Linked DNA regions of Mus musculus: region 1 is linked to region 2. Evidence: chromatin contacts called from ENCODE Hi-C or POLR2A ChIA-PET data. All regions are on one chromosome and are shown on one strand. Each heading gives the region's core, a stretch centred on a gene start or an enhancer-like site at or near the end of the contact. The rest is flanking DNA. Distances are from core to core; before and after follow the strand shown.

What was found. A loop is a pair of places that touch in the nucleus more often than their neighbours do. ChIA-PET counts read pairs that join two places held with the same protein, here RNA polymerase II (POLR2A).
Region 1: POLR2A ChIA-PET joins it to region 2 with 10 read pairs in embryonic stem cell. The contact joins the promoter of Gtsf1l here to the promoter of L3mbtl1 in region 2. A Hi-C loop is called at or near these places in 1 of 37 maps with a recorded cell type or tissue (v-Abl transformed pro-B cells). POLR2A ChIA-PET finds 5 or more read pairs at or near these places in 4 of 5 experiments (Patski and embryonic stem cell).

The regions. Positions count from the first base shown.
Region 1 is chr2:163,084,930-163,091,840 of GRCm38, forward strand. It overlaps Gtsf1l (gametocyte specific factor 1-like), which reads right to left and starts at 4,672. Exons shown (of 2, transcript NM_026630.2): 1 at 4,610-4,672; 2 at 2,102-2,918. The coding sequence starts at 2,632. The coding sequence ends at 2,177.
Region 2 is chr2:162,940,191-162,946,827 of GRCm38, forward strand. L3mbtl1 (L3MBTL1 histone methyl-lysine binding protein) reads left to right here and starts at 3,275. Exons shown (of 23, transcript NM_001081338.2): 1 at 3,275-3,350; 2 at 4,238-4,403.

The DNA.
Region 1 (6,911 bases), core at 3,422-5,921, 150 kb after region 2:
AGCCGCCATCAGTGGTATCCATCCATAGTTGGTGTTTCTTAGACTGATGTACTGAGCTGAGAGCAAAACGGGACTGAGTAGGAACTCTCAAAACTTCACCCTCTGAAGGTTGGAGAGGGTTGGGCCAGCAAGATCCAAATGATAGCCTGTGTCTATCACAGCCCCAAGGTGAAGATGGGGAGACAGGCTCTGGAGGTTGGGGAGGATTAAAGCGCACACTCAGGCTAGGGAGTGCCCTAAGGGACTCGACCTCACCTGACAGAACCTACACTAGCTGTGACAGAAGAGGCAGTAGTTTGTTGTGTAGCCGAATGCATTTCCCCAGTTCTTTTGAAGGGACTGAAGCAGGCCCAGGCAACAGCTGATGGCTGGGACCTGGGTTTGTCAGTGAGACTTTGCCTGGAGGAGTGGCTTGGATGGCTGAACCATACCATTATTGTTAGCCTTGAGGGAAAGGTTCCCAGGCAGGCCGGTTTCGAGGCCAGCCTGGTCTATAGCATGAGTTCCCGGACAGTGGGGCTACACAGAGAAACCCTGTCTACAAAAAACAAAAGAAAGGTTCCCTGGTTTGAATTTGCTCAACTACTCAGTCCTTTTTACAAGCACGAGCAGCTTTTTACTCCTGAACAACTGATGGAAACCTGTGAACCCAGCATCTGATGGTGACAGAGCTGGGACTTAGCCCAAACCAGCATCAGATGGTGACAGAGCTGGGACTTAGCCCGAACCAGCCTGTGCAGAGGCCATTAGATTCTTCAAGCTTCACCTGGTCTTAAACTTTCTACTTGAAAATTACTGTGAGTGTGTATTGAATTCTCAAAACTTCACCCTCCTTCCCCCAAGATGTACACAAGAGTAAGACCCTAGGGGTTGGAGATGTGGCTCAGAGGTTATGAGCACTGACTGCTCTTCCAGAGGTCCTGAGTTAAATTCCCAGCAACCACATGATGGCTCATAACCATCTGTAATGGGATCCTAAGTCCTCTTCTAGTATGTCTGAAGACAGTTACAGTGTGCTTACATATATAAAATAAGCAAATCTTTAAAAAGGAAGGTTGTAAAAAGAACCTATAGAAAACCCACTGGGTGGCAGCAGCTGGGAACACCTTTAATCTCAGCACTAGGGAGGCAGAGGCAGGTGGATCTTGGTGAGTTCAAGGCTAGCCTGGTGTACGGTGTGAGTTCCAAAACTCTTGTCTTGAAAAACAAAACAAGGGCTGGTCGTGGTGGCGCACACCTTTAATTCCACCACTCCGGAGGCAGAGGCAGGTGGATTTCTGAGTTCGAGGCTAGCCTGGTCTACAAAGTGAGTTCCAGGACAGCCAGGGCTATACAGAGGACCCCTGCCTCTAAACCCCGAAAAACAAAAAGAACTTACTAAAAGCCTGTTTGTTTTTTTAGCTAATACACATATAAAAACAAAAACCAGGAAAATACCTTCACATAAATGCACAGGTGAGAATTGAGATGCTGCCCCACCCCTTGGTTATTTCATTGTCCTTCCTTGAGGGTAAACATCCTATTGTATCTTGTGTATGCCTCAAACACAGACAGGCACAGTAAAATAGCTATAATGTACCCAAAAGTGCTATAATGTAGACACCCCCACCCCTGCTTTTTATCAAACTTGGGTTGGCAATCTACATCCCACTAGCCAAATCCAGCCTGCTGCTTATTTGTATAGACAGTTTTATTTCAACACTGCCTTAGGTGTTATCTCTGGCTGTTTTAATGCTATAGAACCAAGTAGCAGTGTCAGGCTTTCCACATCTCTACCGGTTCCTGACGGTATCTTCTCTCCTTTGTAAAGTTGCAACATAGTTTCCTTAGTTAGGCCTTCCCTATGGGTACCTCAGTGCTGCTATAAATAACACGGGAGTAACTTTTTACTCAACCCCATTTTCTGCGTGTGGCTGGCTGTGCGGGATGCTGTTTTAGATGTCGAATGACTTGATCAAAGCCTGTGTGCGTTGAGTGAGCATTTTCATAGCGACTGTTAAGTGTTCCCCATGGAAGGTGGTTCAATTTACATTCTCAGCTCAGTTCTAAACCCCACCTCCACCGCTCTTTCTAAACCTTTAAAAACAACCAGCACAGCCCGGACCGTTACTTTGCAGGTTTTTATTCAGATGAGATGCGCGATCCATCCACGCATTTGAGAGCCCTCTTCCTCCTGCTAGAAGTTTGCCTTCCTGGTCCTAGTCTGAGGATCTTCTGGGCATTGGTCTCCTCCCCGTGACTCTTGGATGTCACTTTCACAAACAAGTTTTTGGGGAACAAAACTCTTAAGGACGAACATTGGGTGACAGTTGGCGCCGTCAACATTCCAAATGTCAGGGTTGGAAAGCCAACGAACCTGTAGTGTGTCCTGGTTCTGCGGCTGTGGGAGGCTGACTTGCAGAGGGCCTAATGTGTCCTCTTCCTCCACGGAGCTCCTGTTGACACAGGTAGCTTCATGTTCAGCCAGCTTTCTGATGGGAACCACGTGGCAGGCGTTGTATTTACAGCTGGCCATCTTTTTGGCTTTCTTGGGGTTCTTCTTCCTGCATGACGCCAGGTGGTACTGGAACCTGCTGAGCGGGATTCGGTGGTGAGGGTTATAAGGACAAATTTCTATGGATTCTGGCTCCATCCGGGAGTTGACTTGAAGCCAAGTGTCCTGCTGCCCAAAGTGTACGTGGTACACCTCGAAAGGAAAAGCCTCTTCCTGTGAAAGATTGTGCTGTCTTCTGCCAGGCTTTGGCTCTTGGGTCTCTGGAGTGAAATTCTCACTCACGTTCTGTCAGCAATCGCTATGCAGAGAAAGCCAGAAAACAGCCACCAGAGACGTTAACTCAGGCAGGTACAAGAGCCCGAAACAGTAGCTTCCAAGGAGGTGAAGTTAGCAGGTTATAATGATGCTTTGACGCTAAGATACCCTGTGTTGTCAAAGGACAGAACAGGTGGTCACAATGGGCAGCTTATGACATCAGGGACAGACTGTCCACTGGGTGGGGGAAGTGGCTTGAGGAAAGCTGCTGTTCAAATGTAGTTATGACACGTACCCGGCCCTTGGCAGTTTCGGGCTTCATTAGCATAATCAAACCCCTTATTCATCAGCGTCGGTTGTGTGGTCTTTTAAAAACATCTTTTTTACATCATGTGTTTATTTGTAAGGAGTGACATTGGGGGTACACTTAGAAGTCGGAGAAAGACTTGTAGGAAGGATCAAATCCAGGTTATCAGGCTTGGCAGCAAGCACTTCTACCCCATGAGCCTTCCTGACTCCTTTTCTTTTTTTGTCCCTCTACTTTCCCCCTCCCTTCTCTCTTTTGATGCAAGGTCTCATGTAGCACAGGTTGGCCTTGACCTTGATATGTGGCTGAGGATATAATCACACCTTATAAACTGGGATTATAGACGCGGGTCTCCGTATCTAGTTTAGATGGTGCTGGGGACAAAGTCCAGGGCCTCATGCATTTGTGGCAAGTTATCTGTCAACTAGGCTATATCCTCTTCTTCTCTCCCCCCCCCCTCCCCTGTAGCTCTGGTTGTCCTGGAACTCACTCTGTAGACCAGGCTGGCCTCGAACTCAGAAATCTGCCCGCCTCTGCCTCCCAAGTACTGGGTTCAAAGGCGTGCGCCACCACTGCCCGGCATACTTATTTATTATGATAAATCTTTGGGCTGGAGTGAAGCAGGGCCAGAGCGACTGGGGCCAAGCAAAGCAAGCAATCTTCGTTCCTAGAAACCACATGATGGCTCACAACCATCAGTACAGCTACAGTGTACTCACATGCATAAAATAAATAAATCTTAAAAAAAAAATCCTCATGCTGCAGTCCACACGTGCTACAGTTTCCAAGCACGCAGCATGCTGGGTATCATTCCTTATTTTAAGTACACAGTGTTAAAGAAATATTTCCACCCCTTCCTCAGCCTCTACATTTTCCAGTTGCGTAGTAATTACAAATTGAAGTATCCATTTGTAATTACTAATTGGCTTTTTATTTTGTGTATGAGTGTTTTTCCTGCATGGGTGCAAGTGCGCTCTGTGTGTGTGTGTGTGTGTGTGTGTGTGTGTGTGTGTGTGTGTGTAGAGGCTGGAAGAGGGCTCTGGATCTGCTGGAACTGGAGTTGTTGATAGCTGTAGGCCACCATGCAGGTGCTGGGAACTGAACTTGGGTCATCGGCCAGAAGAGCAAGTACTCTTAGCCACTGAGACCTTTCTCTGGTCCTCGGTTTACCAGAATTTCAAGTTACTATTTTATCCTTTCTGGATCAGGTGAAGCTTTCTTTTAATCCACCCTCCCTCCCTCTCTTCCCTTTAGTGCTGGAGACCGAACCCGAGCTCTTACACTTGCCAGACTCTACTACCCAGCTAAATCCTCAAATCTCTGCATTTTAAACCTGGTTTTATTACTATTATTTATGAAGCTGAGTCAGGATTTTATAAAGACATTTTGGAAGACTGTAGTACAACTAACGTAAGCTTATCCCCAACTAACTCACACATAAATGAGACTTAGAATATGGTTATTTTATTCGGCTTTGACAATTACTGGGGGTCACCCCTAATCTGCTTTTCTGCTGGCCTGGCTACCTCCCCAGCGGGGGGTTCCCCAGATACCTGCTGTTTCTCCTGGGTCCCCTCCTCTCATGGCGCCTTCTCTCTCTCCCCTCATGGTCTCTCTTCTCTCCCTCTCAAGTCTCCACCCTCAGCCAGGTAACTCAAAATCCACCTACCTATAATCTCTCCAGTAATTGGCTGTAGCCATTTTTACTTAGCCAATAGTTTTAAGGAACAAGGTTTGCACAACAAAAGCTGGTAACCAGGAGAACTCACTCACTCATAGGCCTGGACCTTCGGGTTCAGAATTTAACTTTGTGATACACAGCAACAGATCAAACCTCAACAGAGGGCTGGAGAGATTACTCAGTAGTTAAGAGCACTTGCTGGTCTTTCAGAGGATGGTGGTTCGGATCCAACCCTCATGATAGCTCACAATTGTCTATTACACCAGTTCTAGGGAAGCTTGGTGCCCTCTTCTGGCCTCCGTGGCCTCCTGCATGCATGTGTGCTTCTCAAAGGAGTCAGAAAACAAGGACTTCCATAAATAAGGATGGAATGGGCTGCTGAAGGAAGAGTTTCTTAACCTTGTTTTTTTTTGTTTGTTTGTTGGATTGTTTTGTTTGTTTGTTTGTTTGTTTTGTTTTGTTTTGTTTTTTTGAGACAAGGTTTCTCTGTGTAGCCCTGGCTGTCCTGGAACTCACTCTGTAGACCAGGCTGGAGATCCCCCTGCCTCTGCCTCCCGAGTGTGGGATTAAAGGCGTGCGCCACCACTGCCCGGCTGAAGAGAGAGTTTCTTAACTCTGACTCAAGGGCCTTCTGGACCTCCCCGCTCTTGTCATTTTGTGTCGTTGAGATTTCTTTCCCTTTCTACTCTGTGCCTCTCCTTGACTCTAGGTTCTGCCCCTGCCTCTTTGCCCTTCTGGCTTATCTTGCTTCTTACACCCGCTTGGGGAATCACTGTCCTTCCGATTCAAATTCAACCTCCTGACTTCCTCTTGATAGACTGGTCAGCCTCCGCTTGTCCCATAACATCCTTGTTTCACCTCTTTTGACCTTAGAGATTTATTTGATTCATGTGTGTCTCCGTGTAAGTGTATGCTGTGTTATCTGTGGCACCCTCAGAGGCCAGAAGAAGGTGTTACAGGAGGTTGCAACAACCCGAAGTGACTTCTCTGGATGAGCCCCAAGTTCTCTTAACTGCTGACCCCCTTCTCTAGCACCTACTTTTATTTATTTATTGAGTTATTTTATTGTTTTGTTTATGAGTGTTTTGCTTTGCTTGCGTGTATGTAGGTGGTCCAAGTGTGCTCTCAGAGGTCAGAGATGGTGTTGGATCTTGTAGGACTGGAGTTACAGATAGTTGTGATGCTCCATGTGGGTGCTGGGAATCGAACCGGGGTCCTCTTGAAGAACAACAAATGCTCTAACCATTGAGCTTCCAGCAACTTCCTCTCCCTGATTCCTGAATAGTGTTTTTGCTGTGTTACTTCCTCTTATCCCTTGAGCTAAATCCAGTTTTTAATCATTCTACATGGAGTTGAGGGTCCAGCTCAGGCACTCACAATTTTGCATGTGTGTGTGTGCGTGCACATGTATGCTCGCACACACATATGGAGTCGGATGACTATTGCAGGCATTACCTACACTTTTCATCTCCTTGAGGAAGGGTCTTTCACTGACCAGGAGGGCACTCACTGGTTAGCCTGGGTTGGCTGGCCAGCACGTCTCCACCTCCCATCTCTGGGATAATAAGCAGGCACTACTATGTCCCGTGGCTTTTTCACCTGGATTCCAGGGACTGAGCTTGGCTCCTCTGGCTTCTGGGGCCAGAGCTTCACTGATGAGCTATATCTCCAAGCCTTTCCTTAACCTGTTAGAAGGTAGTCTACTTCATTTTCTGTCTGTCTTACAAAATTTTATTGTTGGTTTTTCCACAGTCTAATCTTTTTATTTGGGTATTTCTCTTTCTTCTGTTATTTATTTTATTTTATTTTATTTTTGTGCATTTGCCACTGAGACTCAGACCCACTGCCATGCATAAGCTAGGCAAGCACTCTGCCATACAAGTTATGGCTTCAAATGTTTTTCATTTTTGAGTCTGAGACAGAGTTTTGCTAAAACCTCCAGGCTGGATTTGAACTTGCTTCTGGCTCAGCCTCATTAGCAGGCCCGGCTCGGTAGTGATTTCTCTCTCATTCTCTTTCTGTTTTTGGAACACATGAGTTTTCTCACAAGGTCCCAGGAATCTCACACAGCTTTATTCATGAACCACTCATGTGCCCCTCCCAGGTGTAAGACCAGGAGTGGATTTCGCTTTAGATTACCCATCACCTTACCCTATTGTTCAGAATAATGTTTT
Region 2 (6,637 bases), core at 2,025-4,524:
GAACCTTGTACATTTTTAAAGGACCTGATCATACTGAGTCATGGCTGCCCCATAGTTTTTCCCCTCTATATAAGTTATTCTGCACTACTAAGACATCTCAAATCTCAGGCTTCCATGGCCTGTGGATGGGTTCAAAAACTGCTGCAGAGCCAGGGGCAGTGGTGGCCTACTCCTTTAATCCCAGCACTTGGGAGGCAGAGGCAGGCGGATTTCTGAGTTCGAGGCCAGCCTGCTCTACGGAGTGAGTTCCAGGACAGCCAGGGCTACACAGAGAAACAATATCTGGGAAAAAAAAACAAAAAACAAAACATAACCTGTAGCGTCGGCAGGCTTATGAGCCAAAATCATGAGCTCCCCTTCCTATGGTGACTAGCTTGGGAAAGCTCTCCGGCCATTGCTTTGGATTGAGCTCAACCAATAGACCCAAAAATAAAATAACAAAACAACCTAGACCAAAATGGGAGTCCAAGAGATGGCTCAACAGGTAAAGTCACCTTGCCACCATGCCTGACACAACCTGAGTTCAATCCTTGAGACCCACATCATCCAAAGAGAACTGCAAGCTGTCTTTGGACACACGAGCATGTGTGTGTGCTTACAAAACTTAGAATGTGTAAACACAATAAACCAAACTAAGGAGTTATGCCTGGTACAATTCTGTTACCAAGCCAAATTTCCAAACAGGCCAGTCTCAGCAAGATGGCTAAGTAGTTGAGAGCATGTGCTTCCCTTCTAGAGAACCCAGGTTCAAGTCCAGCACCCACATGGTGGTTCAACAACTTGGGTTCCAATTCCAGGGGATCCAGTCACACACAAGACCACATACATAACTTGCAGGTAGAACACTCATGCATACAAAGTAGTCTGAAGGTAACAATACCAGAACTGGGCTCAATCATTCCTGCCTCAGGCTCCTGAGTCACCAAGACTACATGAATATGCCTTTGTGCCCTGATATTCTCAAATTGTACATCTCTGTAGATACTATTTTCTCTACTGAACAGGTCTGATAGTTAAATGGGCACTGGTGTAGTACATTTGATTCTACAAGTGAATGACTTGGCCCAGGACTAGTTTTCTATTACCTTTCTGGCTTCCGTATGACTGCCAAGAGGGTAGGCCCAGGGAGATGGTGGAGCAGGTAAAAGCTTTTGCTGCACAAGCTTGGCATCAGTTGGATCCCTGGTGGAAGAAAAGAACTGACTTCCCGGAGTCTTACTCTGCTCTCCAGTCATGAGCCATGGGCATGTGCCTGCCTGCATGCACACACCATATATACAGAATACTTTGTAAAGGGTGGGGCAGGCCTAGAGTTCCAATGCAGATGGCTATGAGCTTAGGGATTTGATCTCCATGGATGACTGACTTGTCTCCACTAAGCGCTGAGCATCCAAGTAACAAATGATTTCTGAGCCCCACCCCAAGTGGCCTGTGTTTTCCTAGTCCTCCACATAGTCTTGTAAGGTTATCACAGGCTGATTTCATGGTCCCCAAACACCACATTTGCTGTTCAGCCAGAGCAACAAGAGCCCTAAACCACTGAGCGACCTCTCTAAGCCCTCTGGTAGTATCTTTATGCAGCCCTTGGGTTTCTGTTAAGATTACCAGTTTGCACAGTCTGATGTGTCTATAGAAGCAGAAACATTTTCAGGCACGAAGGGCAAACCCCTGGTCTTCTGAAATCCTTGAACTACTGAATCAGTGACTTCAGTTCTGATAGAAACAGGAAGTATGGGCTGCTTCCAAACAATTCCCTCCACACCTCTGTATGGCAACACCATCTGGGCCCACTCTTGGGAAGAAGGTGGACTATAAAGGAAACATTTGGACTTCCTCCTAAAAGCAGGCGGGAGCCCGCAGGGTACAGTGAGCATAGGGGCAGAGCTGCCCACATCACTTCAGCCTGGAAGGGTCTCTCCATCCCTGAGGGTGCTGGAATGAGCAAGTCAGGTATTAAGACCAGTGACTGTAAAAGAGCAAAAAGTAGCAACTGATGTCTGTGAGCTGTCTGGGTCCTCCCTGCTCAAATTCACTGCATCTGTTTGAATCACTAAAAAAGATTTGTAATTGAGAAACCATGTGTTCAAATAGGTTTACCACTTTAATACTTAACCATTTTGGAATCTTTAAATAAGTAGAGTCTGGATAGAAATAAGAAAACAGTGATGTGTGTATAAAGAGTCTTCTATGGATATGGTTATCTCCATCCTTTTCTGACTAATCTTGTTCCTAAAAATACAAAATGATTAAAACCATGGAGGCAAAGCAGAACACATGTAACGAATAGTTAAGATCTACATAAATTTAAACTTGATCACAGCAATTGGAAGAATATACCATTTAAATGAGTATTTTTCATCCGGGCTAAGTCTAAAGATTTGGCTGATGGCTACTACCTAAGCCAAATAGACCTGTTTTCTGCAAAATAAGGGAGTAGAATTAAAAATCAGTGTGTAAGCGGGAACTGGGGCGCTAAGAGTTAACCTCTTTCACATGGATCAGTCAATCAGAAGACATTTATTAGTACCCACTTTGCTCGGAACCGGGGATACTAAAAAGTGGTGGGCTTCCTTCCTAGAGTGCAGGGTCTCTTAAACTCCTGAGTTACTCAGGTCTCTGATGATACAGACGCAGTAGCAGTGCCAGAGTTAGAACCAATAAAAGTAGCGGTCTGGTAGCGACAGATCAATTAAGGAAATGGAAGGCACAAGAGGAGCCTTTTGCTTTGAGCACATTTGCTCAAATCGACACAAAAGGAACCATTCTCGAACTCTAGAATATGGCATAATAGTCTTCCAATGTTCAATGGAAGCGCAGAAGGTACAGTGATGTTTCCAGGGCACATCGTCAACTAATAGGTCATCCAAAGGCTGGTGCGGCTGGGGTGCTTGATGCCAAGCCAAGCCCATGGCTTCCTTGCTCTGGCTGTGCGTGCTCTTCACCCATCCTAGGAGTTCCCTGAAACTCCTGAAGTCCCCTTCTCCAAATGGGGAACCCGACTTAGGCAGGGTTGCAGCCTTGCCGGGTACAGACCAGCTGGAGGAGATCCATCAGGCTTCCTGCTTCTCCCGGCTCCGTGGTTCCCAGGATACTATAAAAATCTCCACCCACTTCTCCAGCGCAGCAAGCGGGTTTTACGGGAAGAGGCAATTAAGCCTGCACCCCCAGGCTCCGACGGAAAGCAAAAGCTGCAACCTGAGGCCATAGCCATGCAGACCCCCCACCCCAGCAAAGGAGCTCGGCGCCCGCTCTGCAGGGAACAGGCCCGCCCCCCTGTGTGCGCAGGCGCGCGCCGCACCAGGCTCCCACGGTCGGTCGCTCGGTGCGGGCGGCAACCGCTAGCCATGCAGGTAAGAACGGGGCAGTGGTCTCTGGCTGGGCGCTCCCAGGTCGCCACACCCCAATCCCGGTCCTCACGGCGAATCCTGGGGTCCCGCAGGCACCGCCCCAGGTCCTTTTCCAGCTCCTGCGGCACCGGCTGTGGGCTGGGGAGGTGGCTCTGCAGACTCTGGGCTGTGGCGCTGCAGGTGGGGGCTTGCTGGCTGCTGGCGAGCGAGCCCACTGACACTCTCTGCATCCAGAGCGGTAGGGAGGGCAGAGCCTCGGCCTTGCAGAGAGATGCTATCAAGAGTTTCCATTAATAAGAGGGTGTGGAGGGCGAGTGTGGGCTATCCATAGGCCATTTGGCAAACTTTCCACTGTAATTGATCTTCAATATTTTTAGCAGAAAACAGGATTTTAAAATTTTTGGAAATAAAGGGGGGGTGGGGGGTGATGTAAAGAATTCCGCCATTTTAGCGGTTAGAAAGTAACTCTTCTGCAGAGCGGACAGATCAGTGACCGCCCCTCCCGCGACTGTCTGCATTAGTCCCAAGGAGGTGGGTGGTGGTTTTGGAGACTCCAGCCGCTCAGGACTGCTTCTACCGGCTAGCTGCGGCAGAGAGCGAGCTGGGGGAATTCCCCACCCCACCCCCAAGTGTGCTGTGTGCATCCACCACTAGCTGCCCTGTTTCTCCAGCACCTACCACCGGGGCTTTTATTGGATGTCTGCTGTTTGTATTATGGTCTCAAAAAACTCTGGTGTGGTGTGTGTGTGTGTGTGTGTGTGTGTGTGTGTGTGTGTGTGTGTGTGTGTGCCTGTCTATCCATCAAAAACTCGACAGCAAGTGACAACAGCAGGGACACATTCAGAAATAGTTTATTGAGCATCTACTGTGTGCAACCACTCTTGTTTTAGGTAGGACTCCCTGGAATCATAGACTAGGTTTATGAGAGTAGCCTTGTGAAACCAACAAGATTGGGCAGAGATGTTGAAATGCTGGCGTAGTCCCAGCAGAGGCCTCAGCCTGAGGAGCAGGAAGCCCTGAACCTGAGATGGCCCGGAAGAGAGCCCTCAAATGAAGGTAAAGGCATGGGGTCTTTCTAGCCCTCTATGAACTAATCATGTATGGCTGACCGAGGGAGAGAGCACTTGAGAGACACTTCCCGGGCCAGTTGTAGAGAGCCTGAGGCTGATGGCTGACAGTTATCATTATGTTCCAGAAGGGTCTCACTCAATGCTTTTCTCTCATTGACACGGGTCCCCTTTGCCCTCCCAACATGTTTGGGTTCTCCAAGGCTCCACTCTTTTCCCTGTAGTCATTTCTCTGTTTCAAATACCATCGTCACACAACATCTTTCAAATCCGTCCCAGCTCCAACCTCATCCTTTATCTTTAAAGTATAAGCCTCATGAGAGCCCCTTGTCTTGGTGGCACCTATAGCCCCCAGAGTGCAGTGCAGTGTTGAGACCTGGACTTGCTGAGACCAGGCATCTAGCTGGATTAGAAAGGCCATCTTCAGCTTCTTCTGAGACACCTGCTACGTGGGGCTGGTTTTTGAAACAAAGTTTTTTGAATAAGCCACTCTTCTTGATCTCTCCAGTATTTGAAACAAGAGATTTGTCTGTTTGTTTATTTATTTGTTTATTTATTTATTTATTTATTTATTTATTTAATGTAAGTACACTGTAGCTGTCTTCAGACACACCAGAAGAGGACATCAGATCCCATTACAGATGGTTGTGAGCCACCATGTGGTTGCTGGGATTTTAACTCAGGACCTCCAGAAGAGCAGTCAGTGCTCTTAACTGCTGAGCCATCTCTCCAGCCCCAAGTAAGCCGGGCGTGGTGGCACACACCTTTAATCCCAGCACTCAGGAGGCAGAGGCAGGGGGATTTCTGAGTTCGAGGCCAGCCTGGTCTACAAAGTGAGTTCCAGGACAGCCAGAGCTATGCAGAGAAACCCTGTCTCGAAAAACTACAAAAATAAATAAATAAATAAATAAATAAATAAATAAATAAATATGATGCAAAGGTGGGGGTGGGGAGATGGCGCAGGGTTAAGAGCACTCGTTGCTCTTGCCTACCACCCAGGTTCAGTTCCCAGCACTCACATGGTGTCTGACAATCATCTGGAACTTCAGTTGGGGGGGGCAGGGCTGCTTGGGGGGGGGGTGCCGCTTGGGGGGGGGGGAATCAGAAGCCCTCTGGTGGCATCAACAGGTACTGCATACACGTGGTGCCCACAAACATTCCAGCAAAAGCAACCATACACGTAAAATCAGAGTAAATATTTCTAAGTGGTACAAACTCTTCAGCCATGAAAAGCAAAATAATTGGGACTGAAATTTGGGGGATTCTGGATTGCAAGTTTTAAACACTCGTTTTTTTTTTTTTTTTTGACCCTGTCTACCTGTTTATACCACAGCTTTAGACTTTTAATGATAGACATCTATAACATATTCTGTGTTTTAGGGAGGAAAGCCTAGGAAATAAGTGAACAAACAAGGCGAGCAGGAGGGAAGGAGGGTGGGCACGAAACAGCAGCCATTGCACCTGATTTTGCAAGTAGGCAGGGTCCATGTTACTGGCTGGAAGCTGCCAAGCTCCCTGGAGCTTCTGTCTGAAGGGAGCGAGAGGATCCCTATTTGTTGAAGACCTTCTGGTATCGCTACGTCACATCCAGCATTTACCAAAGCCCCCCGAGGTAGGTGCCATCATCATTTTTATTTTATTTTACACTTAAGAATCTGGGGCTCAGAGTGGGAAAGTTACTTATCTGCAATCACAGGTATTAAGTAAATGTAGAGACGCTGAGAGACCAATTCAAAAACTCCGTCCTAAGCTAAGCCTTACTCCTTCCTTATCATATATGCCAGACGCCGTTGCCAAGCGCTGCTAGGAGGCGCTGAGTAGCAATCACACCACAGAATACAATTCCTTCTCTTCTCTTCCATTTCTCCCCATCCATCCCCCAACCTCTCTGCTGGATTTGAACACGGGATTCATGCTTGGCTAGTAAGTTAAAGCCCCCGGCTTCTGGATCTTGTGTTGACTAGGTATCATATACCACCCTTCTGCTATTCAGGTATGTGTATGTGTTTAACAGATGTTTCCGTGGAGGCTTTACAAACCCCCTTTCAACCGAATCCTCCACGGCTGTGCCTGGGCTTATAGGGAGTGGTGTATGGGGAAACGCAAAAGGGCAGGGTCAGGGAAGATGTCACCTTCCACAAAGACCAATCCTGTTTGGATGGTTCGTGAAGACTCTGAGTTCTCGAAGATAGGGAATGGAAGTGGAGGACCTAGAAAGAAGTG